Regions from separate parts of the Homo sapiens genome. Here regions 2, 3 and 4 are each linked to region 1. The links are chromatin loops, found by intact Hi-C in ENCODE. Cell type or tissue: GM12878. All regions are shown on one strand. Region 1 holds the start of LGR6 (leucine rich repeat containing G protein-coupled receptor 6). Region 2 overlaps LGR6 (leucine rich repeat containing G protein-coupled receptor 6). Region 3 overlaps LGR6 (leucine rich repeat containing G protein-coupled receptor 6). Region 4 has its middle 9.9 kb from the start of SYT2.

Region 1 (8,000 bases):
GACAATGGTCTTGGGGGAGTGGACACTGGAAGCCCCTCCCTGCCCCTCTGGCATAGCCTCAGATCTCCCTGGGCCCTGCTTGGGTTATGGGCCAAAAGGACACAGTCTCACAATGCCCCTGTCTTCCCCACACCCTACCCTGTCCTCAGGAATATGGTGGGAATTTACCGCCTCCCTCCCTGGGCCCAGGCTGGCTGGCTGGCTGACCAAGTGTTCGGTGTCCCTTCTCAGTCCCTGCACCCAGGTTGGATTTTTGCAGATCCCCGGACACCCCCGCCACATCCCCGGACACCCCTGCCACACCCCCTTTAGGTACCTCATCCAACTCTAGGTCAGTTGCAGCAAGGGTGCGACCCAGCTGGGCACCTTCCTGGCCATGGAGCAGCTGCTGCAGCAGGCAGGGTCTGAGTGCACCGTGGATGTCTTTAACGTGGCCCTGCAGCAGTCTCAGGCCTGTGACCTTATGACCCCAACGCTGGTGAGAGGCGATGGGGCTGGGGTGGGGGCGTGGGGGCTCAGCTGTGGGAAGGGGTGGGAGGTGAGGGAGCTTCTGCCCAGGCCTCTAGGCAGCACCACCCGGGTAGCCACCAGGTGGCGCTGTGGACCTCTGTGCATTCTCCCAGATGGAGCCCTAGGGGTTGGGACACACAAGGGAGCCCTTTTCTGTTAGATTGGGGCAGGCGGGGCGAGCCTCCTAACCCTATGTCCATCTCCAGAAGCAGTATATCTACCTCTACAATTGTCTGAACAGCGCACTGGCAGACGGGCTGCCCCTGAGTCGGCACTGGTCACTGTGCAGGAGAGGTTTGTGCCCTGTGGGATGGGGACAGCATTCCTGACACATCCACGTGGGCCTGGGCTCCCCAGAAGGGCGGCCTCCACTGGGCCCTGTGCTGCAAAGGTAAAGGGTCTTGGAATAAAGACCTGTGGCCAAGCGTGAAGCTCAGTGTGTTCTGTCTGTCCGTCCTCAGACCTGGGCCCCGTGTGTGGGTCTTGTGGGCAAACGTGGAGCCGGGATGGAAGCTAGGACCTGGAGTCTGGTTGAACTAGGTGACCTATGGCCCCTATGGTGTTGGTTTTTCCCCTGAAGCAATCCTCTCCCTGCTAATCCTTCAGTTTCTAAATATCCTCAGACTTTGGTCTCTCCACGTCTAGTTTCCTGTGGTGCTAAGCCCTGGATTCAGAATCACAGCTCCAAATTGTTCGTCCTCTGCCCCACCACCCTGTACGCACCACGCTGTATGCAGTAGGGTTTATCCTGTTTCCCACTTCCCTTCTCCTGCCATCCCCAGCCTTCTCTACCTGCCAGAGCCCCCAGGGGCCACCCTCAGCCCCCACCAGGATGGAGGTGCCAGAGCTACCCTGTTACTCAGAAGGCAGGCGCTGGAGGCACCCCTCAGGCGGAGGTGCCAAGTTTTCCCTGCTCCTTTGCTCTCTCCTCCTTCCTCCCCTCCACATAGGAGGAGGTGGAGGAGAAAGCAGGGAGGGCATATGGAGAAAGGAAAAACCAGGAGGAGCAGCAGAGACCAGAAAAGAGGGCGGGGAGGCAGCTGTCTGTCCCACACACTCTAGGACTGCACTGCATACCATGTGCGTGATTGCTGGTGGCCACATGAGCTCCTGCCTCCCTCCCTGGTCAGGCTGGGAGTTTCCAGGTGCAGTGCCTGATGCTGGACCTTAACTGCCCCTGGTGGAAGGCCCTGGGAGGACACAGAGAAAACCTGGACAGATCAGAGCAAGAGTCCCTGAAGTGGAGTTGGGTCTCCCCAAGGGGAAGAGGGGAGAGCTCTTTGGCCAACCTGAGTTCCTACTAAGGTGCAACGGGTCAGAAGTCAGTGGAGGGTCCTTCTCAGGGCTGGTTGAAGAAGGGTACAGAGGTCGTGCTGGCTGCTCAGCCGGGAGCTTTCCCAGAATGAGACTAAAGCACTGGTGCCCTCCCAGGAGGACTAAATGTCAGTGTCCTCCATATGCCATGTTTATCAGGAGCTGAGGGTGGGCCCCCTAATGACCCTCATAAAAGCAGGCTGGAGGCTCTGCTCTGAGCTGCCCAAGTCTGTCTCAAGCAGCTGCTGCTGAGGTTGAAACAGGGCTCAACCATGGCTTTTCCACTCTGGGAAGATCTCACATTGGAGCAGCAGGAGCTGCAAATGAGATGGAGCCGAGGCTATGGTTGAGTGAAGGAAGTGCAGGCTGGCCTGCGGTAGCTTTCTTCCATAGGGCAGAGGTGGCTCTATCTGTGGGTCTTTCTGGTCATGTAGGCCCATCCTCTGGCCTTCCTAGGAGGCTCGTCTTCTTTTATTTATTTATTTATTTATTATTTTTTTTTAATTGATCATTCTTGGGTGTTTCTCGCAGAGGGGGATTTGGCAGGGTCACAGGACAATAGTGGAGGGAAGGTCAGCAGATAAACAAGTGAACAAAGGTCTCTGGTTTTCCTAGGCAGAGGACCCTGCGGCCTTCCGCAGTGTTTGTGTCCCTGGGTACTTGAGATTAGGGAGTGGTGATGACTCTTAACGAGCATGCTGCCTTCAAGCCTCTGTTTAACAAAGCACATCTTGCACCGCCCTTAATCCATTTAACCCTGAGTGGACACAGCACATGTTTCAGAGAGCACAGGGTTGGGGGTAAGGTCACAGATCAACAGGATCCCAAGGCAGAAGAATTTTTCTTAGTACAGAACAAAATGAAAAGTCTCCCATGTCTACCTCTTTCTACACAGACACGGCAACCATCCGATTTCTCAATCTTTTCCCCACCTTTCCCGCCTTTCTATTCCACATAGCCGCCATTGTCATCCTGGCCCGTTCTCAATGAGCTGTTGGGCACACCTCCCGGACGGGGCGGCTGGCCGGGCAGAGGGGCTCCTCACTTTCCAGTAGGGGCGGCCGGGCAGAGGCGCCCCTCACCTCCCGGACGGGGCGGCTGGCCAGGCGGGGGGCTGACCCCCCCACCTCCCTCCCGGATGGGGCGGCTGGCCGGGCAGAGGGGCTCCTCACTTCCCAGTAGGGGCGGCCGGGCAGAGGCGCCCCTCACCTCCCGAGCGGCTGGCCGGGCGGGGGGCTGATTCCCCCACCTCCCTTCCGGACGGGGCGGCTGGCCAGGCGGGGAGCTGACCCCCCCATCTCCCTCCCGGACGGGGTGGCTGCCGGGCGGAGACGCTCCTCACTTCCCAGACGGGGTGGCTGCCGGGCGGAGGGGCTCCTCACTTCTCAGACGGGGCGGCTGCTGGGCGGAGGGGCTCCTCACTTCTCAGACAGGGCGGTTGCCAGGCAGAGGGTCTCCTCACTTCTCAGACGGGGCGGCCGGGGAGAGACGCTCTTCACATCCCGGACGGGGCGACAGGGCAGAGGCGCTCCCCACATCTCAGACGATGGGCAGCCGGGCAGAGACGCTCCTCACTTCCTAGATGGGATGGCGGCCGGGAAGAGGTGCTCCTCACTTCCTAGATGGGATGGCGGCTGGGCAGAGACGCTCCTCACTTTCCAGACTGGGCAGCCAGGCAGAGGGGCTCCTCACATCCCAGACGATGGGCGGCCAGGCAGAGACGCTCCTCACTTCCCAGACGGGGTGGCGGCCGGGCAGAGGCTGCAATCTCGGCACTTTGGGAGGCCAAGGCAGGCTGCTGGGAGGTGGATGTTGTAGCGAGCCGAGATCACGCCACTGCACTCCAGCCTGGGCACCATTGAGCACTGAGTGAAGGAGACTCCGTCTGCAATCCCGGCACCTCGGGAGGCCGAGGCTGGCGGATCACTCGCAGTTAGGAGCTGGAGACCAGCCTGGCCAACACAGCGAAACCCCGTCTCCACCCAAAAAATACGAAAACCAGTCAGGCGTGGCGGCATGCGCCTGCAATTGCAGGCACTCGGCAGGCTGAGGCAGGAGAATCAGGCAGGGAGGTTGCAGTGAGCCGAGATGGCAGCAGTACAGTCCAGCTTCGGCTCGGCATCAGAGGGAGACCGTGGAAAGAGGGGAGAGGGAGAGGGAGAGCGAGAGCGGAGGCTCGTCTTCTACTTTCAGCGCCATGGCACCAACTGGAGGCCTAGGGTCAAGGTCTGCTCATTTCTTGGTCCAGCTATGCAGCCCCTCTAGCCCTGGGAGGTTATTGGGAGAGTGGAGAGGTGTTGATGAGAGGATCCTGGCATGTGGAAAGACAGGGTGGAAGAAATCCTGGATGCCTCTGAGGTCCCAGGTTTCTAGTATACCCTCTGGCTGGACCATGGGGAGATAGGGCAAAAAAAGGAAGGAGGGGGGCCCACAGCCTGCTCTAGCTCTGCGCGGGGGCTTGGCTCAGCATGGGAGAGACCAGAGAGAGCAAGAGGCTGCATGAAGGAAGCACAGCCAGCTCACTATGGTCTAAGGAGAGAACAGGGATTGACCTCAGTTTTAACCACCATGCCCTTTGCTCTCCAGGGCTCTGGGGCCGGCCCAGGTCAGCCACTTGGTGGGATTCCAGCCTCAGGGTGGCTGAGCTGCAGGTGCAGCACCCGGCCTCCAGGTGGCACCAATCCGCTTACTTTGAGGTGGGCTCTGACAACCAGCTGAGCTGCCCACAGTCCCTCAGACTCCCGAGGTCCTGGGAGCAGGGATCAAGGTGGTCCCCAGGCCGTAAACCTGACAGAGGCTGCAGGAGTGCATTTCCACCCAGGGTGCACTCAGCGGGTGTAACTCCACACCCGTTTCTTTGGAGTCAAGGCCCGGCCTCTCAGTGAGGAGACTGCTCCTGGTTGCCCACCGTCGGGTCATCCCAGCCTGCAGTGGAACCCTCCGCAGCCTGGCCTCTTCCAGGGTAGCCCCTCACTCCCCTCTCTCCTGTCCTAGCAGACAGGCCAGGGAGGGTGGACGAGTTCCAGCTCTGGGGATGTCCCATCAGCTGTGTCACCTTGAACAAATCATTTTGCCTCTTGGGTCTCAGTTTCCTGCAGTGTGAAACGTGGTGGAGGCATGAGGGGCAATGGGAGCCCCAAGGCCTCTTTCAGAGACCTCCTCTGGGTCCCATGTGACCTCGTGGCTGTCCCCAAAGGCAAGAGGGTCCCCAGCCCTGCGGCCAAGGCCCTGGGACACCCTATCCAAACAAATGCAGGTCTCTGACGGGCTGAGCTTTGCTCGCTTGGGTTTCTTTGCTTTCTTCCTTTTTTTTTTTTCTTTCCTGGATGAAATTCCTGCCAGCTCCGAAGGAAGGAGGGAAGAGGAGCGAGCCGCAGTGTAGAAAGTTTCCTTGACTCCTCCTCCGGCTGGGTCTCCCTCCCTTGCCAAGCCCAGCCTGTGAAACTGAATAACGAAGATCACTCAACAATGCCTGCCCCTCTCTGACTGCACCGTCCCGGCGCTCCCACCGCCGCCGCCGCCGCCCAATAGAGCCCCTGGGGCGGTCCCCACCGACGGTGCAGCCCGCCGGGACCGGGAGGAAGCAGCTGCGGCCATCGCGCCGTGCGTCCGCGCCCGGCCGCCAGGTGCCCCAGTAGCCCGACCGCCGAGATGCCCAGCCCGCCGGGGCTCCGGGCGCTATGGCTTTGCGCCGCGCTGTGCGCTTCCCGGAGGGCCGGCGGCGCCCCCCAGCCCGGCCCGGGGCCCACCGCCTGCCCGGCCCCCTGCCACTGCCAGGAGGACGGCATCATGCTGTCTGCCGACTGCTCTGAGCTCGGGCTGTCCGCCGTTCCGGGGGACCTGGACCCCCTGACGGCTTACCTGTGAGTACTGCCCGCCTGTCCCCGCCTGGTCCTGCGGGCTGCTGGCTAGCGCCCAGTCCCGGCCTCAGCAGGGCACCTGCTTGCTTGGTGCCCTGGGGCATGGGCATCCCGGAGAGGGTTTGCCCCCTTCCAAGTTGACCGTTGCGGGACTGGGGAGGGGAGAAGAGTCTGAGACTAAATACCAGGCGAGCAGGGAGACCGGGCTTCCCTGACTTGGCTTCCCCATTGGCCTCCGTGCTTGTGGGCTGACTATGGGAGCCCAGGCTTGGCGAGGTGGGTTCTGGACCCTGAGCGGGAGGGCGCGGGGCTGGCTGCTCCATCTCCTGTTGCTGCATTCTCTTCTAGCAGAGCAGTGCCCGGGATGGTGGCTGAGGGTAAAGCTGACAGAACTGGAGGTGGAGGTGAGGGGAGCGTGCCCCAGTAGGGTGGAAATAATGTCTGTTCTTCTGCCATGGTGAGGACAACAGGGCTGTCACACTGAGGCTGGGTGGCCTTCGTGGGGGCGGGGGGGGCGGGTTTCCTAGAAGCTGGGAGGGGGGCCTTATCCACTCTTGTCTCCTCAGAAAGGGACTCTGCCAGCACCATCTCCCTTCACTGGGGCCTCCTGGCTCCCCCAGGGGCCTCCCTAAAGTCATGTCCCAAGAGGCTGTGTTGGAGACACTAATTTGTGGGCAGGCGCCGAGGCTGAAAACCAGAGAACCATTTTTAGCGTCTGAGTTGGGGTGAGATGGCGCGTGAAGGGGACCCTACTGGGGGCAGCTGTCCTGTCTGTCTGGCTCATGGGAGCTTCCCCTCAGAGCTGGAGGGCTGGGGGCTCTGGCTGCTCACCACCTGGGCAGGAGGAGGGTGAGAGAGCACATTCCAGGCCACCCACCTGCACCCCCAGCCCCGCTCTGGGGCAAGGAAACCTCCTCCAGCCCAGCTCTGCAGGCTCTATCAACTTCCTCAGAGGAGCTGGGAGCAGGTGGGAAAGCCTGGTGGGGCCTTCTGCTGAGGGCTAGGATCCCAGAGTTCCTTCTGGCCTGAGAGAGGCTCCTTATGGCTTTGGGGTTCCAGCACATGGGAGCTTAGAGGAAGAGGAGGCTGGGTGAATCTTTATAGGGGCCTAGCAAGAATTTGTGGAACTAAAGATGCTCAGTGTTGGGAGTGTCCTGGTGGGAGGTAGAGGGTCCCAGAGGGCAACTCTTCATGGGGCTCCTCTCCAAATGTCCCTGTCCCCAGGTTGGGATGTCCCCCTCCACTCCAAAAGGCACAGGCTGTGGGCCAGGTAAGGGAGTGGGAAGAGAAAAATAATGTCCATCTAGAAGGACAAATGGAATCCTTCACAGTGCAGTAGGTGACGGCAGAGGCAATCATGGGAATAAAGGTACCAACTGCACAGAGCCTGGGCGCTCAGCATCTGGCAAAGCAGGGCAGGCTCCGGCCCCACCCTACACACAGGCCAGCCCCTCTTTCAGCAGTTTTCTATCCTGGGAGTATGTGACATTGGTTCATTTGAAGACAGGGTCCTGTGGCTAAAGAGTTTAGATGTGACTTCTGTGGAGCCTTTCTCTGGGTGAGCTGAAGGAAGGTCCCTTGCCTGGGTTGAAGGGGCAGGGGAGATAAGGCCTTCCAGAGCTTCCTTTCCCAGCATTAAGTCTTCCTAGACTGGTTAATGACCCTTTTTCTAGAAGGACTTGGGGAAGGAGGTACACTGTCACCTTTGGAATTCAAGCATCCTACCATCCATGCTGGCAGAAGTTTTTCCCACTAGCTTGCCACAATTCCCTCGGAGCTGTGAAGTCTGCATTTGGGTTCAGTGGAGGTGGGGTTTTCTGAGCTGGTCTGTGTCTTCCTGGGGATTGAGAAAGCCCCTCTCTCTCAAGACTCAGGGGATGCTTCTGAGAGTTGTGGAGAGAAGAGAGGGAGTGGGAGCTATAAAGAGTATGATGGGTCCTGAGGCAATATGGGGAATTTAGCAGTGGGGTCTGGAATATTGGAAGGAGGTGGCAGAGGACCGTGTCCCCTGCCCTGGGCTGGGGAGGGGTCCCATCTGGATGGTGCATGAAGGATTCCTACAGTTGTCCTGAGGGTGTCTCAGAGGAGGAATTTTCTTTCTTTGCCCTCTCTGGAGAACAGCTCTACCAGAAAGGCACCTGAAGGTGGGGTTGAGAGCTGGCATGCAGAAGAGCCAGGGTGGGGAAGTCTTGGGGCTCCTTTCTCTTTTCAGCGATGTTAGGAGATGTCCAGCTTGGCCCTGCCCCATGTATCCCAGCCCTTGCTGAGGAGAGCACAGATTCGCATCTGATGATATAATCAGCAGTGCCTCTCTCT
Region 2 (8,000 bases), 120 kb after region 1:
ACAGGAGAATGGCTTAAGCCCAGGAGGCGGAGGTTATAGTGAGCTGAGATCGCACCACTGCAAACTCCAGCCTGGGTGACAGAGTGAGATTCTGTCTCAAAAAACTAAATAAATAAATAAGTAAATGAGAAAGATAATGGATAGCTCATAGGCTGTTGGGGAAGACTAAAAGATTCCATAAATGATGAAGTATGCTCATCGCTACTACTGAGGACTGGTGCCTTCTGGTGTACATGTATAGGGAGAGTGCAACTGTGGAGTCCGGGGCACAGTGTATGGAGGGCAAATGGTGGGCAGGCAACCTGGGGGTCTCTGAGAGCCTTCTTCCCAATGTATTAACACACCTCCCTAGGGAGGGTATGAGGACCCGATGAGGAGCAGCCCAGCAGCCTGGCTGGCTCTGGGCCAGCAGACAGCTGTCCCCGGGGGACATTCCCGGATGTCTGCTGTACACTCCCTCAGGGGGCTGGAAGGAAGAATGGAAACTTTCCTTCCTCAAGGTGAAACTTTCCACCGAGCTTAGGTCTTGGAGAACCACAGGGCGTCAAGATCGTGGGCTGCCTGCCGCCTGTAACGGGAGCTAGGGCAGGGCCCCCCACTTCCTGTGGGAGCTAATGAGCCTCGAGAAGGAAAGCCAGGAGCTGCTGCTCCAGCCAGATTCGATTTCCTCCTCGTTTGAAGAGTGGTTACTTAACACCTTGGCTGTGATTTTCCCAGCCTCAGACAGAGTCCACGGGTTTCACCCCTTGTGTTTCATTCATGCATTTTGATTTCAAAGAATTGCTGAACTTCTTTCTGGAGAGCAGGGGTGGGCAGGGAGTGAAAGGTAGAGAGGAGGAAATGCCAGGACTCTGTGGGCACGACTCAGCCTCCGACCTGCCCTGATGGTGTCTGGGCCAGGAGCAGCTTCACAGTCTTCCTGCCTCCTGGGAAAGCTCCCAACTGATGGTGTTTACCCTTTAAGTGAGGAGGAAGGATCCACACAGGAAACAGACTTTGTGAACCAAAGATGGAACAAGTGCAACAAACAGAGTCACCTATCCATTGCCCTGTATGATGGAGGAAGAGCCCACAGGATGCTGTCTCTTAAACCTGAAGATTGTACAGTTACCTTTTGAAGACAAGCCATTCTTTCCCCAACTTGGGTCTTCAGACACATTTCCAGTCTGACCTGAGAAACTTGTCTTATTCTTTAAAAAGCCTTTCAGTGATGGATTATCACTGCAAAAAATGTTTTGTCTTTATAGATTATAAAATGTTCTAGATTCTCATTTCAAAATTCGTATAGAATTTGTGGACCTCCAGCATGTCTGCAACCCCCTAGAGTTCACAGGCCCTAGTTTGAGAAACACTGCAAAAGTGAATAAGAAAAAAAAAGTGTAAGGCCGGGCACGGTGGCTCACGCCTGTAATCCCAGCACTTTGGGAGGCCGAGGCAGGCGGATCACAAGGTCAGGAGATCCAGACCATCCTGGCTAACACCATGAAACCCCATCTCTAAAAAAATACAAAAAATTAGCCAGGCGTGGTGGCGGGCGCCTGTAGTCCCAGCTGCTCAGGAGGCTGAGGCAGGAGAATGGCGTGAACCCAGGAGGCAGAGCTTGCAGTGAGCCGAGATCATGCCACTGCACTCCAGCCTGGGCAACAGAGCGAGACTCCATCTCAAAAAAAAAAAAAAAGTGTAAAGCCTGGACTTAGAATTGAAAAGAACATTAAAGATGATCTAGTCCAGCCTCTGACTCAGGTAGAAGTGCTTTCTCTCCCATTGGGGACTTTCTGTTTAGTATCATCAGTGACAAATTATGTTCAGCTCATGCATCTGTAAATCTCCTGAACCCTCCCCACCCCCTGACCCCCCAAAGTAATCAGTCCCTTGCCTGGGAAAGCATGATGGTTAAACATCTGGGCTCTGTAGTCAGACAAACCTGCATCTGAATTCTAGTCTATTGCTGTGAGGCTGCAGGCAAGCCACTTAACTTCAATGAGCCTCAGTCTCCTTATCTGTCACCTGCCTCACATGGATGTTGTGAAGGTTAATGGGACCATGAAGATGAGGACTGACTGGGCACAGTACCTGGTGCCGAATAAGAACTCAAGAAATGTTAACCCTTATTGTTCAGTGAATCTATTAGCTGAAAATTTTTTTCTAATTGATACATAATAAATGTATGTATGGGGGGCACATGTGATTATTTAATACATTCATATAATGTATATAAAGATCAAATCAGAGTAATCGGGATATCCTTTGCCTTAAAAATTTGTCTTTTCTTTATGCTAGGAACATTCAAATTATTCCCTTCTAGCTAGTAAATAAATCTGTTAGTTGATGGCACTCATTGTAGCATGACAATTTGTTTCCTTATTAGTCTCCACAAGCTCTTTGAGAGCAGGTCCATCTCTTATTCATCCCTGAAATTCTTCTGCATTTGCCCAGTGCCAGAATTGCACTCAGCAGATGTGGACCTACTCTGCACCTGTTGAAGGTGGGGTGTTCCTTTGCTGGACAGCTCTAATTGTGGGAACTTACTCTTGTTAGGAAGTAGTAGAGTGTCTCCATTCGAATCATAATTTGCCTCGTTCTACAGTCCATCCATTGATCCTGGTTCTACCCTCTGGGGCAAAACAGCATGTAGAAGTCAAATTCCTTTACCCCTAACAGTCCTTCAGCCCTTTGAGGACGGCCATGATACCCCCACTTACTCTTACCTCCTCCAAGTTAAACACCGCCCAGTTGCTTTGACTGTTTCTCTCACAAATGGCTTCTGCTCTCCCACCCCCTAGTTCACTCGTTCACGTCTAAACACACTGCAGCTCACTGATGTTTTTCTTAATGTGTAGTTTTCACAACTGGACACAAAATTACAGTGACAGCCCAGCCAGAGTAGAGAATGTGTGATCACTAGCATACATTATTGAAACAGCTTCCACTCCAACTCGAAGCAGCACTTGTGGGTAAGGCTGACTGGAGAGGACATAGAGCCCTGACTAATAGAAAGAGAAGGTCTAGGTGAAATGTTTGCTGTGCACTCTTCAGTGCAGATAATCCACATGTGGATAATAGGAAGCTGACCAAATCTTTACCCCCAAGGGTAGAAATGGATGTGCCGGGTTGCTAGAATGAACAGTGCTGAGCAGAGTTAGTAAGGGACATCTTAAAGGAGGGGGCATTTGGAGAAAGGTAGGGCTTGACTGACACCAAGACCCAGGACCCTGCATCACTTTGTCTCTCCTTTCAGATGACCAGGACCTGGATGAGCTCCAGCTGGAGATGGAGGACTCAAAGCCACACCCCAGTGTCCAGTGTAGCCCTACTCCAGGTGAGGTGGTGTCTGGGGAATGGGGACGAGGGGGAATGGAGAAAGGGCACCCAACCACCTAGTTGAGGTATTAGTTCAGCCTGGCATGTCTGCAGCCACATTCTTTGCCTGACTCCCAGCCTGCTGCAAGAGGGCCCTCCTTTCGTAATTCCTGGGGAAGGAACTGGAGTTCTTTCCCTTGGGTGGCTGCTTGAGGGGAGTAGCATGAATGGAGGCGAAGTCAAGCAATCAGCCAATTAGCATTTATGCATCCAGGATAAAACTACTGTTACACAGGAGAGAAGCAGGAAAGAATGCCTTGACCCCATTGCTCAGGGTGGCACGTGGGACTGCTTTTGAGTAATCCCTCAGTCTAAGACCCATACCACAGAATCCTAGAGCCAGGTGGGACTCCAACAGGTCACCTTCTCCATCCCTCCCTGCTCCATCCCAGGAAGATTACAGTCTCTGTTAAAACTCTGCACAGTGGAAAAACTCCATAGTATCCCTGGGTAAGTCCTTACAGCACCATCTAACGCTTATAGTTGCGGAAGCCTCCTTTAGCATCTAACCTAAATCCATCCTGCTATAAAGAAAGCAAAAAAGAAAATTCTCTTTCTCTTTGGTGCAATTCAACTTGAGACATTTAGAGTGAGGAAGTCCCTTCGCTTGCATATAAAATGCTAACAGGCCACAGAAGGTGGCAAGCAGCATGCTACTTAGGCAAGGATGGGATTCTTCAGAATGAACAGAAGTGATGAACAGTTTGCTTCTTCTATTTCGTTCCACCTCCGTTTTCCAGTTTTCCAGCTTTCTCTGGCCCAGGACCCTTGCCTTCTCCCTTTACCCTCTCTAAAGCCTATAGAGTGATTGCCTGGCCTTGCCCAGCCCGAGTTTTCAGTGCTTGGTGACAACAGCACGCCCTCTAGTGCCAGCTTGGGGCCAGAGCACTAACCCAACCTGGAGGAAGCAGGTGCTGCTTCTGACTTGGAAAAACACACATGCTGCATTCACAATGCCATGGAAATTTCACCTCTGAAAACCAGTAATCAGCAGGGATGAGGTAAAAGAGGAAGTTCCAAAAGACAAAGTCCAACTCGAGCTTGCTTCTAAAATAACTCACACCAAATGGTCAAATAATTATGGTACATTTTATGGTACATAAAATATGTTTTGAGTAATATAAAAATATTTCTCTGGGAAAAAATTTGGGAAAGTCTGCTTGATAAAAATGTGACTTAAAGAGAACGAGAAACGCATATACAGTTGTCTTAGTCCGCTTCGTGTTGCTATAACAGAATACCTAAGGCTAGGTAATTTATAAAGGAAAGAGTTTTGTTTGACTCACAATTCTGGTGGCTGGGAGGTTCAAGATTGGACAGCTGCATGTGATGAGGGCCTCAGGCTGCTTCAACTTGTGATGGAAAGCAGAAGGGGAGTGGGTATGTGCAAATAGATCACAGGGTGAAAGAGAAGCCAGACTCCCTTTAACAACCCACTCCTAGGGAACTAATCCATTCCCTGGATTGATTGAGAACTCACTCACCCTCACAGAAGGACATTAATCTGTTCCTGAGGGATCTGTCCCCATGACCCAGACACCTCCCACTAGGCCCCACCTCCAACATTCCCACATTGGGGGATTCCATTTCAGCATGAGTTTTGGTGCAGACAAACCATATCCAAATGATAACAACAGTAAAATCTTAATTTAGCTTGAAAACCTATATGTATGTATGTATTTTTTAAAGACTGGACGGAAGCATACCAAAATAATGAGTTATCTCTGAGAGGTGAAGTCTCATGTCATTTTAATGTTTTCATGTTATATTTTCAAATTTTCTACAGTTATCACCTATTATATTTGGTAATAAGAAAGAAAAGGTTTAAAAATAGCTCCCACAAAAGCCTCTCAAATTCCCAAGCTACCAAGAAACACATTGAAGAACAAGAGTGGAAAGCCAAAGAAAATGAAGAAATAATATTTCCAAAGTTACAAGGTGATTTAGGAACAGACTTTGGAGAGAGGGATGGAAAACACCAGGATCTCACGCATCTCGTGTGGACCTAGGTTGGAAAACCCCAGAAGTCATCTGTATTTTGATTTACTGTACTTGAGGCAATTTACCTCCGAAATACTGATTGACTGACAAGTATTCAATGTGGTCTGTACCCCTCTCACAGAGCAAGGGAGAGCCAGCCTGGTATAATATTTGGTCAGGACTCTCCCACAGTGGAGGACTTAGTGGATCACTGGGGACTGACTGAGAGAAACAGAGCCTCAGGCATAGACTGGTTACTGTCTGGGCAGTCCCTCATGCCTCTGTCCCTACCCACCATAGCTCCCAATTCTGATACCCTCTCCACTCCTTGATGGCAGCCTGTCCTTCCTTTCTTTCCAGTGCTGTCCTTCACTTAACATTTCCTCAATATCTGGGTTTGTACTGTATTAATTTGTACCATGTGTGTGTTTTTTTGTTTTTTTTTTGTTTTTTTGGGGAGAGAGAGAGTCTTGCTCTGTTGCCCAGGCTGGAGTGCAGTAGAGCAATCTTAGCTCACTGCAACCTCCGTCCCCCGGGTTCAAGTGATTCTTCTGCCTCAGCCTCCCAAGTAGTTGGGACTACATGTGCGTGCCACCACACCCAGCTAATTTTTTGTATTTGTAGTAGAGATGGGGTTTTGCTTTGTTGGCCAGGCTGGTCTCAAACTCCTGACCTCAGACAATCCATCCGCCTCAGCCTCCGGAAGTGCTGGAATTATAGTCGTGAGCCACCATGCCTGGCCTATATGCGTTCTATGTTCTGGTGTATTGAGAGGAGGGTTAGGGTTCACCCCACTTGCAGCTCTTCGGAAGAAGAGTCGTGTATGTCCCACAGCTGGGAGTTCTCTAAGGTGAGAGAACCTCCAACTTGGAGTTCTCTGGGGCCAGAAACAGGGTCAGCCTCCCTTAGACTGGGAGTTTTCCGAGGGCAAGGGCCATGTTCATCTCCTTTTGATTGGAAATTCTCTGAATACAGAGGCTGACCTTGGTCCTGAAGACCTGGTCCCACCATCCTCTGGCCCAGGGTTAATGTCTGATCTCTCCTACAGGCCCCTTCAAGCCCTGTGAGTACCTCTTTGAAAGCTGGGGCATCCGCCTGGCCGTGTGGGCCATCGTGTTGCTCTCCGTGCTCTGCAATGGACTGGTGCTGCTGACCGTGTTCGCTGGCGGGCCTGTCCCCCTGCCCCCGGTCAAGTTTGTGGTAGGTGCGATTGCAGGCGCCAACACCTTGACTGGCATTTCCTGTGGCCTTCTAGCCTCAGTCGATGCCCTGACCTTTGGTCAGTTCTCTGAGTACGGAGCCCGCTGGGAGACGGGGCTAGGCTGCCGGGCCACTGGCTTCCTGGCAGTACTTGGGTCGGAGGCATCGGTGCTGCTGCTCACTCTGGCCGCAGTGCAGTGCAGCGTCTCCGTCTCCTGTGTCCGGGCCTATGGGAAGTCCCCCTCCCTGGGCAGCGTTCGAGCAGGGGTCCTAGGCTGCCTGGCACTGGCAGGGCTGGCCGCCGCGCTGCCCCTGGCCTCAGTGGGAGAATACGGGGCCTCCCCACTCTGCCTGCCCTACGCGCCACCTGAGGGTCAGCCAGCAGCCCTGGGCTTCACCGTGGCCCTGGTGATGATGAACTCCTTCTGTTTCCTGGTCGTGGCCGGTGCCTACATCAAACTGTACTGTGACCTGCCGCGGGGCGACTTTGAGGCCGTGTGGGACTGCGCCATGGTGAGGCACGTGGCCTGGCTCATCTTCGCAGACGGGCTCCTCTACTGTCCCGTGGCCTTCCTCAGCTTTGCCTCCATGCTGGGCCTCTTCCCTGTCACGCCCGAGGCCGTCAAGTCTGTCCTGCTGGTGGTGCTGCCCCTGCCTGCCTGCCTCAACCCACTGCTGTACCTGCTCTTCAACCCCCACTTCCGGGATGACCTTCGGCGGCTTCGGCCCCGCGCAGGGGACTCAGGGCCCCTAGCCTATGCTGCGGCCGGGGAGCTGGAGAAGAGCTCCTGTGATTCTACCCAGGCCCTGGTAGCCTTCTCTGATGTGGATCTCATTCTGGAAGCTTCTGAAGCTGGGCGGCCCCCTGGGCTGGAGACCTATGGCTTCCCCTCAGTGACCCTCATCTCCTGTCAGCAGCCAGGGGCCCCCAGGCTGGAGGGCAGCCATTGTGTAGAGCCAGAGGGGAACCACTTTGGGAACCCCCAACCCTCCATGGATGGAGAACTGCTGCTGAGGGCAGAGGGATCTACGCCAGCAGGTGGAGGCTTGTCAGGGGGTGGCGGCTTTCAGCCCTCTGGCTTGGCCTTTGCTTCACACGTGTAAATATCCCTCCCCATTCTTCTCTTCCCCTCTCTTCCCTTTCCTCTCTCCCCCTCGGTGAATGATGGCTGCTTCTAAAACAAATACAACCAAAACTCAGCAGTGTGATCTATAGCAGGATGGCCCAGTCCCTGGCTCCACTGATCACCTCTCTCCTGTGACCATCACCAACGGGTGCCTCTTGGCCTGGCTTTCCCTTGGCCTTCCTCAGCTTCACCTTGATACTGGGCCTCTTCCTTGTCATGTCTGAAGCTGTGGACCAGAGACCTGGACTTTTGTCTGCTTAAGGGAAATGAGGGAAGTAAAGACAGTGAAGGGGTGGAGGGTTGATCAGGGCACAGTGGACAGGGAGACCTCAC
Region 3 (8,000 bases), 82 kb after region 1:
ACAAAGAACTGTGAGTCTCTCTGTCATTCCTTCGCTTTTGGGGAACTAGACTGGTAGAGTGAAAAGAAGCTCTGAGTTGTTTTGTTTTGTTTTTGTTTTTGCTTTTGTTTTTTTTTTTTGAGACAGAGTTTTGCTCTCGTTGCCCAGGCTGGAGTGCAATGGCGCGATCTCGGCTCACTGCAACCTCCGCAACCAGGGTTCAAGTGATTCTCCTACCGCAGCCTCCCAAGTAGCTGGGATTATAGGCGTGTGCCACCACGCCCGTCTAATTTTGTATTTTTAGTAGAGATGGGGTTTCCCCATGTTGGTCAGGATGGTCTTGAACTCCCGAACTCAGGTGATCTGCCCACCTCAGCCTCCCAAAGTGCTGGGATTACAGGCGTGAGCCACCACACCCTGCGAAGCTCTGAGTTTGAGTCCCAGCCCTACCACTGCCTTTGGGCATTTCTCTTTATCTCTGTGGGCTTCAGGCTCCTCATATGAGACGAGTGAGGCTGGAAGGCTCCTTCAGGCTCTGACACAGTGTGATTCTTAGTGTACGCTATTGTCCTGGGTCGCTGTCAGTGGGTCACTTCTTGCTGTCTAACCTAAAGCTCTTCTGCTACGCTTGCTCCCTGTTAGGTCCTCATCTCATTTCAGTCAATTCAGACCAGGACCCTATGTCCCCATCTCCCTGGGATGTCCTATGACCTGGCGACTTTCACACCACATGCCCCTTGGGACTTGGAGGGAAGGGTCCCCTTCCTTCCCTCCCTGCTTCAGCCTCAGCCCTTAGCTGGGGGAGTATGAGAAGCAGTTTGGCCCTCGACAGGTTAAGCTGTTTCCCCAGAGCCTAAGCAAGCCCGAACTGGCCTGTGAGGTCCCTGCTAATCTGCCCCATTACTGCAGGTAAGAATTATAATCAGAAATCACTTGAGGGGCCAGGTCCACGTGGGAGAACGAGAGGCGCTGCTGGGGGTTGTTGATTCTGTTCCAGAGCTTAATTGGTATAATTGCTCTCTTCAGCCTGCCAAGCCAGAGTCCATCAGGATTGGCTCTCCCACCCTCTACGGGGAGCTGCTTAAAAAGGTCTTTTAGTCCCAAGTGGAGGATTCTGCTGGCGGCTCGGAGACTCCTTCAGCAATCCAATACCCCTTTCCTGGCTGCCAGATGGCAGGGGAGCCTAGGACCCCCCTACCCTAGAGGACTAGAGATCCCAGGGGAGCCTGAACCCTGACTTGAAAGGGTGGGGGAATTCTCCAGAGAGCACCTTATCCTACCGGGAGCTGGGTGGGGAGATAGTAAGAGGGGTTGCTCTATAGCCAGGTGTCGACCCTTAGGTGTTCCCAAGAGTCAGAGGTTCCTGGGGGCAGGGAGCAGGTGTCCAACCAGAAAATACAGGGGAGGCTGGGCGCGGTGGCTCACACCTGTAATCCCAGCACTTTGGGAGGCTGAGGCGGGTGGATCACCTGAGGTCAGGAGTTCGAGACCAGCCTGGCCAACATGGTGAAACCCTGTCTCTACGAAAATACAAAAAAATTAGCCGGGCTTGGTGGCAGGTGCCTGCAATCCCAGCTACTCCAGAGGCTGAGGGAGAAGAATCGCTTGAACCCGGGAGGCAGAGGTTTCAGTGAGCTGGGATTGCACCATGGCACTCCAGCCTGGGCAATAAGAGTGAAACTCTGTCTCAAAAAAAAAAAAAAAAAAAAAGAGAGAGGGGAGAGAGGAGAAAGTTTAATAGAAGCCAATACTGCGCCTGTCTCCTGCTGCCTCCTCCACTCCCCTCTGTGCTTCGTGGAGTCTCCCTCTAAGGGGGTGTTTGTCCTCACTGTCTCTGGGGTGGGCAAGTCATCAAACCATACAGCTGAGGAAAGCAACACAAAAGGTTAAAGGAGGGTATTTGTGGCTACATCTGTGTGATGGCAAAGCCCACACCTTCCACATCACAGGAGCCCCCTGGGTCAGAGCTGCCAGATAAAATACAAATGTTGCATGGGACTTATTCAAACTTATACTTGCTTATCTGAAATTCAGATTTAACTGGGCATTGTCCCAAATATTACACAGGACATATTTATGCTAAAATTATTATTTATCTGAAATTCAAATTTAAATGGGTAGCATGTTGTTTTATTTGCTATATCTGGCAGTGCTACCCTGGGTCCATGCCCCACCCCCAAGCCCACCTGGCCTGAGTGTAAACGCCCCGTCTCTCTGCTCATCCCAAACACAAACACAGTCCTGGCCGATTTCTTCCATGTGCTCATTCCACCTTCTTCATTTGCCAGTTTTCTTCCTTTTCTCCTTTGGTGTGTCCCAGTTCCCAAGTACCAGGAGCAGGGCAGCAAACACCTCCCCTCTCCAGCCCTCAGCTGCTCTACCATGCCACTTAGGATATCATGAGCCAGGACAGAAGATAGTTTCTCTCTGACAGAGCGGAAAGAGGCCTGGAGGCTCAGCCCATCCAGCCCTTCCCTAAGAGGCTGAGAAAGTAAGGCCCTGTTTTAAGCCAGTGCCATGCTCGGCCCAGCCTGGCAAAAGGGCCCTTCCCAAGCTCTCCTGCCTATGGGTTACACAAAATGCAGGAGATGGACTAACCAGGACTGTAGGTTACATGTGTGAGCGTGCACATGCATGTGGCCAGCAAACGTGTGTACTCACACATACGCACATACATAGCAAAGGCCACTTCCAAGTGCCCCCTGAGCTCACAGAATAAGTTTTCCCCTTGCCCTGCCCTGACCCACTTCCTGCCTGCCTCCTAGCACCTCCTTATGGTACATGGCCATCTTCTCAGCTCAGCCACAATCTCTGCCCTGGTGTCCCACCTGGGCAGGACACCTAGGTGAACAGGTGAGCAGGTTCTTAACCTCCCATCATGCACCTCAGTGCCAACACAACACAATGGTGAGGCACATGAATTTTGACGTTAGACAACTTGGGTTCAGATTTAAGCCCTGCAGCTTACTAGTTGTGGGGCCTTGGGGGGCTTAATCTCTCTGTAAAATGGGGCTAATCAGAGCTACCTCAATGGCATTTTTGAGAAGATACAGGACACGGTACCTGGTATTGTATACCTGGCATATGACAAGGACTCAATAAATGGAGACAGTGATTATTATTGGTGTCATGGTTGTCACTGTAGGGATGTTCTCTGCCCTGAGCTTCAGAGAAGGAGGTACTGCCCCTCTTAGGGAGTCAGGCTTCCTGGGTCTGTTAATTTACCCATTAGGAAGGCAGTAGCAGAGAGCAAGGCCCAGATCTGCGAGATGTGTCAGGCCCCTCCCTGGCCCCACATCCAGTGGGTTGCTGGGCCTTATCAATGTGACCTGTTTTTTTTTGTTTTTTTTTTTTTGAGATGGAGTTTCGCTCTTGTCGCCCAGGCTGGAGTGCAATGGTGTGATCTCGGCTCACCACACCCTCCGCCTCCCAGGTTCAAGCAACTCTCCTGCCTCAGCCTCCCGAGTAGCTGGGATTACAGGCGTGTGCAACCATGCCCGGCTAATTTTGTATTTTTAGTAGAGACGGGGTTTCGCTATGTTGGTCAGGCTGGTCTCGAACTCCGACATCAGGTGATCCGCCCACCTCAGCCTCCCAAAATGCTGGGATTACAGGCGTGAGCTACCGTGCCCGGTCATCAATTTGACCTCTTAAGGATATCCAAAATCTCTGTTCCCTTCCCCCATCCACACTGGACCTGCATTCTCTTCCCTCAAGGCCCTCATTCATGACACCCCTTTCCATCTCTCCTTGTTGAAATCCTATCCTACCTTAAGAAGGCCATCTCAAATGTGACTTCTTCCGTGTGGTCCTAAGCAGGACTCAGGGCTTAGGTATCTGTCTGTGGTCTCTGGAAAATCTGGGACTAAGATGCTGCTCCCATGGAAAGGGCCTTTCCAGGGTTAGGAGGAGAGTCTGGGCATCTGCTGGGTGGGCATCTGCAGACGGGGGAAAGCGGGAGGTGAGAGCCCTCACCACAATAGAATGGGGTGTCAAAGCAGGACAGCCAGGATCCTCGACCATCCCTGGTAAGGGGGGCTGTCCAGGTCTCCTCTAGCTTACTGGTGTGCTTGGTCAGGCCATCAGTTTGAGGCTTGGAAGCAGAGGATTCAGAGGGCATGTATTCACTCATTTATTTATTGCCCATTTATTTAAAAACATTGAGTGCCATCTGCAAACTAGGCATTGCGCTGGGTGCTGCGAGTTCACAGCTGAATGTAGTGCCTGCTCTGGTCATATATGCAGGAGGTTGAGGTAGAGCCCTCATCTCTTGGAGTAATTTATGATCAAATCTAAGAACGAGGGCTCCCAGGACCAGCTGAGCACTAACCACAGCAGGAAATGGCTTTCTACATCCTCATTCAGTCTTCCTCTCTTCTCCAGCAATCCAAGGTTGTTAGATTGGAGCATCAGATCTGGAAAACCTAGCTCAGTGCTTTAAAAACATTAACGTGCTGATGAATCAATGAATCACCTGGGAGTCAGGTTAAAATCCAGGTTCTGATTTAGTAAGTCTGGGGTGGGGCCTAAGATTCTGCATTTCTAACAAGCTTCCAGGTGATGCTGGGGCTGATGGTCCATGGGAGTCCACATTAACACAAAGCTCCCCAGGGTGGTTCAGCCACAGACCATCAAGGGTGTGACGGCCACCACTGGAGAACCATGTCCAAGGTGACAAGCCTTGCCAGCAGAGGGCACTCACTGAAGGGCTTTTGGTCCCATCATGTCAAGTTTGATGTGGGTGGGAAGTCTTTCCTAACTACAGCTTTTGAAGAGTGTCCTGGTGAATGTGCTTTCACACCCAAGACTTCAGTGTTGGCCTATCCACCCATGGCCCCCTTGCTGGTGAACTAGGGAGTGTTTCCCAGTGGTGCTTGAGGTCTTCACAGAGAGAGCACTGATGAGATGCTCAGGGAAAAGACAGAAGCACTGCTGGACCTTCTACAAGGGGGCTTGTGCTGTTGGGATGAAAGAATATCACCCCATCCCACCCTACTGATCATATCACTTCTCCTTTGGGTTCAGGATTATGGAGCTGTAGGGCCTTTGTGGGTAAGGCTGGGGTTTCCATGGCTTAAATGCCATATGGCTATGTGGGAGGACCATGGCTCAGGGCTAAGCCTCGCTTCAAGATAGGAAAGTCCAGCAATAGATCCATGGTACAGGTCAGTTTGTCTGGTCCCTGTGAGACCATCTGCTTAGGGCAATAGGGGTTCAGCCCAAGTCCCAACCTGGGGCTCAGAGACAGTAGCATGTTGATAAAGGCTGTCGTGGCCTGGGCACATGTGTAAAAAGCTAAGGTTGAAAAATCTCCTTGTTTTGCTGGGCTGCTAAGATCTTCTAGGGCTCCCATAAGTAATCCTCATATCACCCTAGAATCTCTGGTTATGCACAAGCAGGATCACCCACCATCTGTTCACCTGTTCTGAGAGGCAGCTAATCAAGAACTTCAACTGTGGCATGCAGGGGCCTCCTAGAGGTCATCAACTGAGCAAGAAGCCCCAGGACTTTAGCAGGAGCCCCTTGCCCCCTGGGCCCTTGAAGGGACAAGGAACAGGTGGTGCTAGGGATGGGTGACAGGGAAGGGCTTACCCTTTTGGGGAGGCATTTTTCTTTGGTTCGGTTCAGAGGGAGGACATTTCCCTCTGCCAATGCTGAGAACATCTCCATTATATGGTCTTGGACTATCATAGAACAGTTAGCAAGGTCGAGGTCACACTCAGAGAGCAAGGGTAATATGGCATAGATTTGGAAGCCCGGGAGTATGGATGTGAAGGGAAATACTGGCTATCCACAAACAGGCTATGGGTTCAGCCTTGGGTCTGAGAGGAAGAGGTGGGGTCATTCATAGAAACATATGGTGTAGAGGATCAAGAAGGATCAAGAACTGTGGGTTGGTGGGAGGTGGAGGTTGCAGTGAGCCAAGATTGTGCCACTGCACTTCAGCCTGGGCAACAGAGCGAGACTCTGTCTCCCAACAACAACAAAAAAAGAACTATGGGTTGGAATGGAGCCAAATATGGGAACTCGAAGAGGCGGGATACAGGATACATGGTGGCCAAGTCACAACTTTAGTCCCAGGGAGCCTCAAAGGCCCTGTTGAGGGCCTGGCTGGCCCAGTCTAGCCCCAAAGCTTGGTCTGCATCTTGCCCTGGATTGACCCCTCTCCATCCTCTCTTCCACCAGGCGCCTAGATGCCAACCTCATCTCCCTGGTCCCGGAGAGGAGCTTTGAGGGGCTGTCCTCCCTCCGCCACCTCTGGCTGGACGACAATGCACTCACGGAGATCCCTGTCAGGGCCCTCAACAACCTCCCTGCCCTGCAGGCCATGACCCTGGCCCTCAACCGCATCAGCCACATCCCCGACTACGCGTTCCAGAATCTCACCAGCCTTGTGGTGCTGTGAGTGCTGCTCTGTTCCCCATCCCCAGTGGGGTCCTGCTGGGGGCTGGGGGCTGCATGTTTACTTGAGTTGGATTGGAGCCTGGCTAGCTTTGCTCTTCTTTGCATGTTGCTAAACCTTCTGGCCTCCCTTTGGAAAAGCATGAGGATGACCATTCCCTGTTGATCCCATAGGGTTATCATGAGGTCAAATGACATGAGAGCTTGAAAAGTGCTCTGAGAGTCACTAAAGGGCCAGGGTACTATAATCAGAAAATAGGAATTAAGCCATTATTTTCTTGCCATGCACATATAATAACTATACCTTGATAACTGGAATATAAATCAAGAATTTCTTAAGTAATTTCTACCATATTTGACAATTAGATGATGCAGTCATATGCTTTGGCACAGGGATGGGATAAATTCATCTCATTTCCCAGGCCTTAAGAAGCAGAGAAAAGTCATCACTTATAATTAGACAGCAAAGCCCCATCACTGTAATTACCTGGGAGATAGCATCCCTGGCAGGAATTGGGGACTGGGGTTAACTCTGCCTCCCCAGTGGGAACTTTAGAGGGCAAATTAGCTCCCAGCTAATTGCTATGAATGATTGGTAAGTTCATAGGGTAATTACTAAAAGGGCTTGGAGGTCATGTATAATTGCTTTGGGTTACACACTAATTGCTGCAGGAACATGGCTTAGGAACATGCATGTTAGTGACTCTACTGGATGGTAACATTGCCCCCACGCCCCCCGCTTTTGAAGATCTGGCGTGATTTTCTAAACCAGGGAATGGATGATACCTAGTTCCATTTGAGAGATGAAAAGGCAGGCACCAATTTGTTTGTCTAATTCTCTGTCCTGGGAAGCTGGAGAACCAAGGTCAATATCCTTGTGGACTATATTCTTCTGTCAGGGTGCCATACCCTCCCTTCTTCTGGGAGTCACGGGGCAGGGTGGGGGGGTATTTAGAGAGGGTAAACAGAACAAGGTGATTGGTTCTAACTTTGGTGACATCCCCGTGACATTGTGAGAGGGTGGGGTCAGGCCTCTGTGAGGGATAAGATTACTGGAGAAATAAGAACTTCATGGTTGGCCCCAGGTGGATAAGAAGGAGCAGGCATTTATTGAGCCCCCATGTGGTGTACTGAAAACTCAAAAAACTGTGAGATATAGCCACTGCCCTTGAGGGGCTTTCAGTCCAATTGAAAGAGCAGAATAAATATGGGAAAAAAATAACAAATGATGTAGTGAAACTTATGCTAACACAGCCAGATGATAAATTCAGACTCATAGCAGCATAGATATGGTGGGAAGGCTGAGGTGGAGGGGAAGGAGGCTTCCTGGGGGAGGTGGGGTGGGACCTGGGCCTGGAAAGATGATGAAATGAAGAGAATGGGGACATTCCAAGCAGATAGCAATAAAGACATGGAGGGGAGAGTAAGCGTGTTTGGCTGCCAGTGACCAGGCCAGTGTGGCTGGAGCAGAGGGTCCCCATGCAGAGCTCAGGAGAAGAAGCTGGAAAGGTGCATGTCGGGACTTTCAACGTCAGAACAGAGAGCTTGGCTTCTCTCTGCTCGTGTGGGAGGGAAGCTTGAAGGTTTTCAGGCAAGGGTTAAAAGGGAGTATTTTAGGA
Region 4 (8,000 bases), 530 kb after region 1:
TAGGAAGTCAAGAAATAACGGCAGGCTTCCCTGATGAAATAACCTTTCAGCTACCACCAGAGGAAAGACTGGTTTTCTAGGTAGGCAATGAAGAGAATGGCATCCCAGGCAAAGACAGCAGTAGTGGATAAAAGTATACAGTGCACTCATTGAAGAGCTTAAGCACTGGAGTCAGAAAGCTATGTGACTACTCTAACGCCTCAGTTTCCTTATTTGTTAAATGAAGACTTCACCACCTACTTTGAGGGATTGTTGTGAAAATTAAATAGTATAATGGTTCTAAACAGCAAGCAGGGCCTTAACAAAATAGGTAGCTTCTATTATGTGGCTTAGGGAAATGTAAATAGCTCAGTGGAGCTAGAGTATAGGGTAGGTTTGGGGAGGAGGGAAAGATCAGAGGCAAAGGCAAGCTCATGACAGATTCTGTAGACCAACTGTTTGGATTTTCTTCAGAAGGTAATGGAAACCATTGAAGGAATCTAAGCATAATCCATTTTATGCTTTTAGAAAAACCACTCACAGCTGGAGTTGGGTTAGAGGGCCTGTAAGTTCCCTTCCTTTGCTGACTTCTGAAAGGAGGCTGCATACTACATACTGCCGTGCTCACCACTTTGGATTCTGGAGACAGACTTCCTGAGTTCCAATCTCGGCTCACCTCTCAGAGGCCATGAGTTAGTGACTTCATTTCATAGCAGCATGGTGAGAGTCAGCTTAGGTTATCTGATATCTAGGACAGTACCTGATGCTCAGTCAGTGCTCAGTGCGTATTGAGTATTACAGTAACTGTTATTATTTCTGGCTCCAGAAGACCAGCAAGCCTAATGATGATTCTCTACATTGTTTGCTCCAGAGAGGTTGAGTGACTTTCCCAAGGAAGCCCAGTGAGTCTAGAAGCCATGGGATAGCTGCCTACCTCCTCATACTGTCTAGGGCCTGGCTGGAGAAAAGTTCAAAAAGGAGGATTGAACACCCTTTGTTAGATCCTGTTCCTACCACCCTAACCCCTGGCCACAGAACATTGATTGCACATGGTCTCATTTCTAGACTCAAGATAGCTGTGTGTGTGTTCGTGTGTGCACGCACATGTGCACACATGCTAAGACCTACAAGCAAAACATGTTTATTGGTCTTTTTAATTATTTATTTTTGAGATGGAGTCTTGCTCTATTGCCTAGGCTGGAGTGCAGTAGTGCGATCTTGGCTCACTGCAACCTCCTCCTCCTGGGTTCAAGCAATTCTCCTGCCTCAGCCTCCCAAGTAGCTGGGATTACAGGCGCCCACCACCATGCCTGGCTAATTTTTGTATTTTCAGTAAAGACAGGGTTTCACCATGTTGGTCATGCTGGTCTCGAACTCCTGACCTCAGGTGATCCACCTGCCTCATCCTCCCAAAGTACTGGGATTACAGGCGTGAGCCACTGTGCCCGGCATTGTTGGGTCTTTTTTCTGGGTTTTGGAGCACTGTCTAGGAGCTTCTGCCCGAAAACGTTCTGCTATCCCAAGGGCAACTTACCTTGGGTCCAACCAGCCTAATGCCGTGGTTTCCTTTCCCTAGTCAGGCCAGGCACCTTAAGAGTTTCCACACATTTGCTTATGCAGTTCCCCATCACTAAGGTCTTCTTGTATGGATTTGCTTTGGTTGCCAGGAATGCAATATACCTAGCCTCAGTCCCAACTGAGGTGGCTTTGCTGATGGTGGGTGGAGGAGTTGAGAGCTGAGTACCATGGTAGAGCTGCCATCCACACCCCAGCAGGCCCCTGAGGGCAGGGTCCCTGCCTACAGACCTGAGTGTCTGCCCTCTGGGGCAGCAGGTACCGTAGCCTTAAAGAGGCAGCTGAAATGCATTTGTGACTTCAGTGAATTACCCAAACCAGTTTAGGAAAAAAAGAATGTTCACTCAGTTCTCTAAAAGAAGGCTTATATAAGCCTCACTCAACTACCGGTGGGAGAAAAACCACAGCCTTTAAGGGCATCCATCAGCAGCTATGTTGGGGAGTCGTTAGGAATGGTTTACTGCTTTGTGGAACCACACATCTGAGAGGCGGCTCAAGAGTACTCAGCGGCCTTCCATCTTGTTTATAGGGCTCAGCCTCAGGAGCCAGACTGTCTGGGTGCATCCTGGCTGTCTATGTACCAGCTGAATGGCCTTCAGTCTTAACCTCGCTGAAGCCCAATTTCCTCATCTGTAAAATGGGCATGATAGTATCAATCTCATTGGGATGTTGTGAAGATTAAATGAGTTAATATATGCAAGGGATCCAGAGCCTGGAACGTACTAAGTGCTGTGTTAGCTTTTATTATTTCTCACCATGAAGTGTGCTAATGTGAAATGCCTTCTTCCTCAGCTTGCCCTAGATGTACATCTTGTTCTGGCTACACAGAAGTCACTGAAGGTACAGAGCACAGACTCCTGGGACCTCTTCCCTAGTTCTTCTCCATTCACACAAAGAGTTGCCTCAGTATTCAAGGGAACCACTGAGCCAAAGCCTGTCCCTAGTCAGAGAACCATTACTGGAACAATTTGCAGCCAATGCCCCTGACTTACCTTAGGTGGTGCTTTAGGGAGCTGCAGTCAAACCAAACTTATGAGGGGAGGGGCAGATAAGGACAGAGTACCCCTGGGGACCTTGTAAACCAGTCTTATTTTAAACATGCCAAGGCTCCATCTTCGGCAAAGCCACATGGCCAGTTTGGCAATAACCTTATTTCAAGTGTCAACTCAAATCAAATTTTCACCTTTCCTAAGCCTTGCTCTTTCTTCTCTAGCTCCATCACAATGTGCACGCACACTGGAACAAGAAACTTGAAACATTATTTTACATAGTTTCCTTCTATATTAAATTTCAAGCTCCTTGGGTATAGTGCAGTGTCCCCGTTCTATACAAATCTACAAAGCCTAGTAGGTGGTTAGTATGCTAGGCACATAACTGGGATCATCACTGGCTTAGGGATTGGCTCCACCTCAGGTAGAATGAGAATCCAAAGCCTGATCTTCAGTCTTAGGTCTACAGCCCAGTCCAGCCTGGGCAATAGCAAGACTCCATCACTAAAAAGATAAAAATTAGACTGGGCATGGTGGCTCACACCTGTAATCCCAGGACTTTTGGAGGCTGAGGCAAGAGGATAGCTTGAGCCCAAGAGTTAAAGACCAGCCTGGGCAACATAGTGAGACCTTATCTCTATTTTTAAAAAAACAGAAAAAAAGAGTAAAAACTAAAAAAAAAAAAAAAAAACATTAAATCTCCAACCTAATCTTCCAAACAGCAAGCAGGTTAGATATACACAATGAACTGAAGAATTTTGTGAGGGGCAAAACATTGCAGAAGATTAGATCCTGATGTCTAACTTCAGGGCAGGTCACAGACCAGAAACGGAATGGAGAGTGGCCTTAGGTATTCAAGTCTTTCCACCACCGCTTTCCCTCCCGTGGAACTAGGAGGGGAAGCAGCTCAATCCTGGTCCTCTGCTGCCCTCTTCTGTTGCTTATTAGAAGCTCCTCCTGGCTTGTCCCGAAGGGCCTGGAAAACAGCCACTTCCTCTCCAACATCCCATCCCACCTGCCCCACCCTATGGTTTCAGTATATTAGGGGATTGATATTACAAGCAAGAAAGATAACTGTGATTGCCATTAGTTCAGACTGGGCTACTAATTTGTCTTCCTGAGCAAAAAAGCAGTAGACTTGGGCACAGCCTTCCTTTTTTTTTTTTTCCTTTTTGAGATGGAGTCTAGCTCTGTTACCCAGGCTGGAGAGCAGTGGTACGATCTCGGCTCACTGAAACCTCTGCCTCCTGGGTTCATGCCATTCTCCTGCCTCAGCCTCCCGAGTAGCTGGGACTACAGGCGCATGGCATCATGCCTAGCTAATTTTTGTACTTTTAGTAGAGACGAAGTTTCAACATGTTGGCCAGGCTGGTCTCGAACTCCTGACCTCGTGATCTGCCCGCCTCAGCCTCCCAAAGTGCTGGGATTACAGGCGTGAGCCACCGCGCCCGGCCAGCCTTCCTTTTAAGAACGCTGGAGTTGCCCCCACATCCAAGGATCTGGCAGATATGGAGCATGCTCCTTATTTTGAACTCTAAAGCTAACAAGTTATCCTATAGAGGCAGATCTTTTTTTTAAGCTTACAAGTGAGGGCACAATTTTGCATCAAAATTCCAGCCTTCCACCCTCACCCACAGGGAAATATTACCTCATGTGTTACAAGGATTAAATAACATATGTAAAGCCCTAATAAGACTGGGCGCAGTGGCTCACGCCTGTAATCCCAGCACTTTTGGAGGCTGAAGGGGGCAGATCACTTGAGGCCAGGAGTTGGCCAGGAGTTCAAGATCAGCCTGACCAACATGGTGCAATCCCATCTCTACTAAAAATACAAAAATTAGCCAGCATGGAGGCACAGGCCTGTAATTCCAGCTACTTGGGAGGCTGAGGCGTAAGAATCGCTGGAACCCAGGAGGTGGAGGTTACAGTAAGCAGAGATCTCGCCACTGCATTCCAGCTGGGGCGACAGAGTGAGACTCTGTCTCAATTAAAAAAAAAAAAGCCATAAGAACAATATCTGGTAGTTAGTGCTATAGAAGTGTTTTGTTTTTGTTTTTGTTTTTGTTGTTTTTGAGATGGAGTCTCACACTCTCGCCCACGCTGGAGTGCAGTGGCACCATCTCGGCTCACTGCAAGCTCTGCCTCCCAAGTTCATGCCATTCTCCTGCCTCAGCCTCCCCAGTAGCTGGGACTACAGGCACCCGTCACCACGCCCGGCTAAATTTTTGTATTTTTAGTAGAGACGGGGTTTCACTGTGTTAGCCAGGATGGTCTTGATCTCCTGACCTTGTGATCTGCCTGCCTCGGCTTCCCAAAGTGCTGGGATTACAGGCATGAGCCACCGCGCCCGGTGCGTCTTTTTTTTTTTTTTTTTTTTGAGATAGAGTTTTGCTCTTGTTGCCCAGGCTGGAGTGCAATGGCACGATCTCGGCTCACTGCAACCTCTGCCTCCCAGGTTCAAGTGATTCTCCTGCCTCAGCCTCCCTAGTAACTGGGATTACAGGCATGTGCCACCACGCCCGGCTAATTTTGTATTTTTAGTAGAGACGGGGTTTCTCCATGTTGGTCAGGCTGGTCTCGAACTCCCGACCTCAGGTGATCCACCCACCTCAGCCTCCCAAAGTGCTGGGATTACAGGCATGAGCCACCGCGCCCGGTGTTTTGTCTTTTAAACTCATAGATGTGATAGAGGTCATAGTATTAAAAGGACATGGGATTGGAGTCTGGCTCAGCTACTGGCCACAAGCCTTATGCAACTTCTGCCCATATCCCAGTTTAAGTCACACCTCCTCCACAACTGATTCCTCGGTGCTCAGTCTATAGGCCATCTAGCAAAGGAGATAATGATACCTTCCTATGTCCGCTTCCCTGAGGACCTCATCATTCTGGACTCATAAAAAGCCTTCAGTAATAATACATGCCAATTCTGTCCTCCACCCTTGTCCAGTGAAGGTGGCTCTGGGGTAAGGAATTAACAGTGAAGTTTCCGATCAGCACACTTTGGCCCTCTGTCCAGGGCCGCCTTTCCTTGTGGTCATCACTTAAATTGTAATGCCTATACCAAGAGCACCTCGACTCTTCCCATTTTCCCTTTGATCTATACATAAACCTATCCCATGACCAAAGTTTAGAGGAGGAGGTATGCAAAGACCCAAAGGTTTTCTCCGCTATTAAGGGCTGGCGACTTACAACCCCTAATAATCTTAACTGAAGATTAGTACCTAAACTCAGTGTCATGTTTTTCCCTCCTTCTGACCAATAGGACCAGCCATCAATATGGCAAGAGGATACATGGCCCTTATGGAAACCGAATGGTGCTATCTGGTGGCCAAGCTGAAGTGGCAGCCAGAGTTGCCCTAAGTTTAGCCGTGGCTCAAAGGACACATACTGAATGAAATCAATGGGAACGATGTTGAGGTAAGTGCTTGCATATTCAGTCACACTGCCTTATTCTCTCTTCTAACTCCCCTCTGCTTAACTGGACATTCTTTTCCTTGATTCAGTAAGACCTGCTTTAGTTGTTCACTCTTGCTCCTTGAAGGGTTTGAGTGGAGTGTGAGGTGGTATGGAAATGAAGAGGGCACAGAAACAGGCTGTGGGCACTCATGTCCACCATGTCCTCTGCTAATCTCCTAAGGCATGCCAAAGTCCAGAAGCCTGTGCCCAGGATCTGCCTCTTGTGAAATTGCCTAATGTACAGAGGTATCTGTGAAACACACCATGTTAAGGACCATGGGTTCTTGGTCTCAAGAGGGAAAAGGAAACTAATCATTGAGGCATTTTGGTCATTTGAGGGTGGCCACTTCAAGGCTAAACATGGCTGCTAGATTTCAAGACATCTCTAAAAAATAAAAGTACTCCACAAACAGGGCTATAAAAAAAAATAAGTGATCTATCAGTGACTGGAGGTTAAACCCTAAGTCACATTTGCCCACTCTATTCCCTGCTGGCTGGAAGTAAGAGGAAATGTGGGGACAGCAACAGAGATGAAGCAGGTTCACCAATTCCAGGACCAATATTCTTAGTTCTTTGAGACATGTAGAATGTCCTGGACAAGGAACTAGCAAAGCAACCAGACCAAGAGCTCCTCCTTACAATAAGGCTAAGGCCCAGATCAGGGATAAGGCCCGCATATTATTCCAAAGCCCACCTCTCCTAAGGACGGGCTTAGTGAAGTGTTGCTTCATCTATTTAGTTTCCATGCCTGTGACATAGTAACAGTGACTATGATGGGTTAAAAGCATTAAAAGAACAAAATTCCAAGTGTGCTATAACTGGCCAGTGGATTAGGATGGCTTCAGAAGCTATGGAGCATCTTAAACACCAGGCTTCTCCTAGGAGCTTAGAAAGTCTTGCAAGAGGCCAGGTGCAGTGGCTCACTCCTGTAATCCCAGCACTTTGCGAGGCCGAGCCAAGCAGATCACTTGTGGTCAGGAGCTCGAAACCAGCCTGGCCAACACGGTGAGACCCTGTTTCTACTAAAAGTACAAAAATTAGCTGGGCATGGTGGTGGGCACCTGTAATCCCAACTACTTGGGAGTCTGAGGCAGGAGAATCACTTGAACCCAGGAGGCAGAAGTCGCAGTGAGCCGAGATTGCGCCACTGCACTCCAGCCTCGGTGACAGAGTGAGACCTCATCTCAAAAAAAAAAAAAAAAAAAAAGAAGAAAGTCTTGCAAGAGGCAGACCAAGTGATTTAAAAACAGACACTCTCTTGCATGTAATGCCAGCACTTTGGGAGGCCAATGCAGGATGATCCCCCAATGAGCACAGGAGTTTGAGACCGGCCTGGACAACATAGTGAGACCCCATCTCTACAAAAAAACTTTTTTAAAAATTAGCCAGGCTTGGTGGCCCACACCTGTAGTCCCAGCTACCTGGAAGGCTGAGGTGGGAGGACCGCTTGAAGCACGGGAGGTGGAAGCTGCATTGAGCTATGATCACGCCACTGTACTCCAAACTATGTGAAAGAGCAAGACCTTGTCTCAAAAAAACAAAAACAAAACCAAAAACCACACACACACACACACACACAACCAGATACTAATACACTCTTAAGCAACTTCGACCAACCTATGCTCTCCCTCTACATTCCTTCTGTAAAATATACTCGTGGTCTCGGCCTGCCGAGCACCTGTGGCCTGCTCTCACCAAGTAGTATTTGTTCCTAATCATATACTAGGTCAAATTGTTATAGTAACTATGTTTTGACTATTACATAAACCAATGAAATGAGTGTGTAAAGAGTTTTTATAAAAACCAGATTGAGTTAGTTGTAAAACTGTCTATTTAGGTGGGTAAAATTCTTACAAAAGATTGGAGAAAATGATAAGTATTTAGAATTCTAAAATCAAATTCCTAGGCCAGGTGTGGTGGCTCATGTTGGGAGGCTGAGGCGGGTGGATCGCTTGAGGTCAGGAGTTCGAAATCAGCCTAGCCAACATGGTGAAACCCTGT

Evidence for each region. Peaks named below come from ENCODE experiments on the same cell type or tissue, not always from the same donor. Only the 100,000 strongest peaks of a DNase experiment are listed, where the experiment ranks them.
Region 2: a loop joins it to region 1, with 8 times the contacts of the local background. A loop is called at or near these places in 107 of 110 quality-filtered maps.
Region 3: it touches region 1 in a loop (2.6-fold over the local background); 10 of 110 quality-filtered maps call a loop at or near these places.
Region 4: a loop joins it to region 1, with 8 times the contacts of the local background. A loop is called at or near these places in 94 of 110 quality-filtered maps.

The regions. Positions count from the first base shown.
Region 1 is chr1:202,188,515-202,196,514 of GRCh38, forward strand. It overlaps LGR6 (leucine rich repeat containing G protein-coupled receptor 6), which reads left to right and starts at 5,285. Exons shown (of 18, transcript NM_001017403.2): 1 at 5,285-5,687. The coding sequence starts at 5,476. It also overlaps the pseudogene PTPRVP. RefSeq lists a silencer at 495-544 and enhancers at 3,871-4,674, 4,369-4,418. In GM12878, CTCF peaks have their summits at 580 (motif pointing right) and 4,487 (motif pointing right); no DNase peak of the experiment used is centred here; H3K27me3 peaks cover 854 bases.
Region 2 is chr1:202,311,564-202,319,563 of GRCh38, forward strand. LGR6 (leucine rich repeat containing G protein-coupled receptor 6) reads left to right here. Exons shown (of 18, transcript NM_001017403.2): 17 at 3,239-3,319; 18 at 6,389-8,000. The coding sequence ends at 7,644. Among named protein-coding and RNA genes, the nearest start is that of UBE2T, 26 kb to the right of the region's middle. RefSeq lists a silencer at 6,858-7,018. In GM12878, a CTCF peak has its summit at 4,228 (motif pointing left); a DNase peak (open chromatin) is centred at 4,218; H3K27me3 peaks cover 200 bases.
Region 3 is chr1:202,270,141-202,278,140 of GRCh38, forward strand. It overlaps LGR6 (leucine rich repeat containing G protein-coupled receptor 6), which reads left to right. Exons shown (of 18, transcript NM_001017403.2): 5 at 6,166-6,381. Among named protein-coding and RNA genes, the nearest start is that of UBE2T, 68 kb to the right of the region's middle. In GM12878, a CTCF peak has its summit at 4,663 (motif pointing right); no DNase peak of the experiment used is centred here; H3K27me3 peaks cover 138 bases.
Region 4 is chr1:202,716,306-202,724,305 of GRCh38, forward strand. No RefSeq gene overlaps it. Among named protein-coding and RNA genes, the nearest start is that of SYT2, 9.9 kb to the left of the region's middle. In GM12878, a CTCF peak has its summit at 3,479 (motif pointing left); a DNase peak (open chromatin) is centred at 3,426.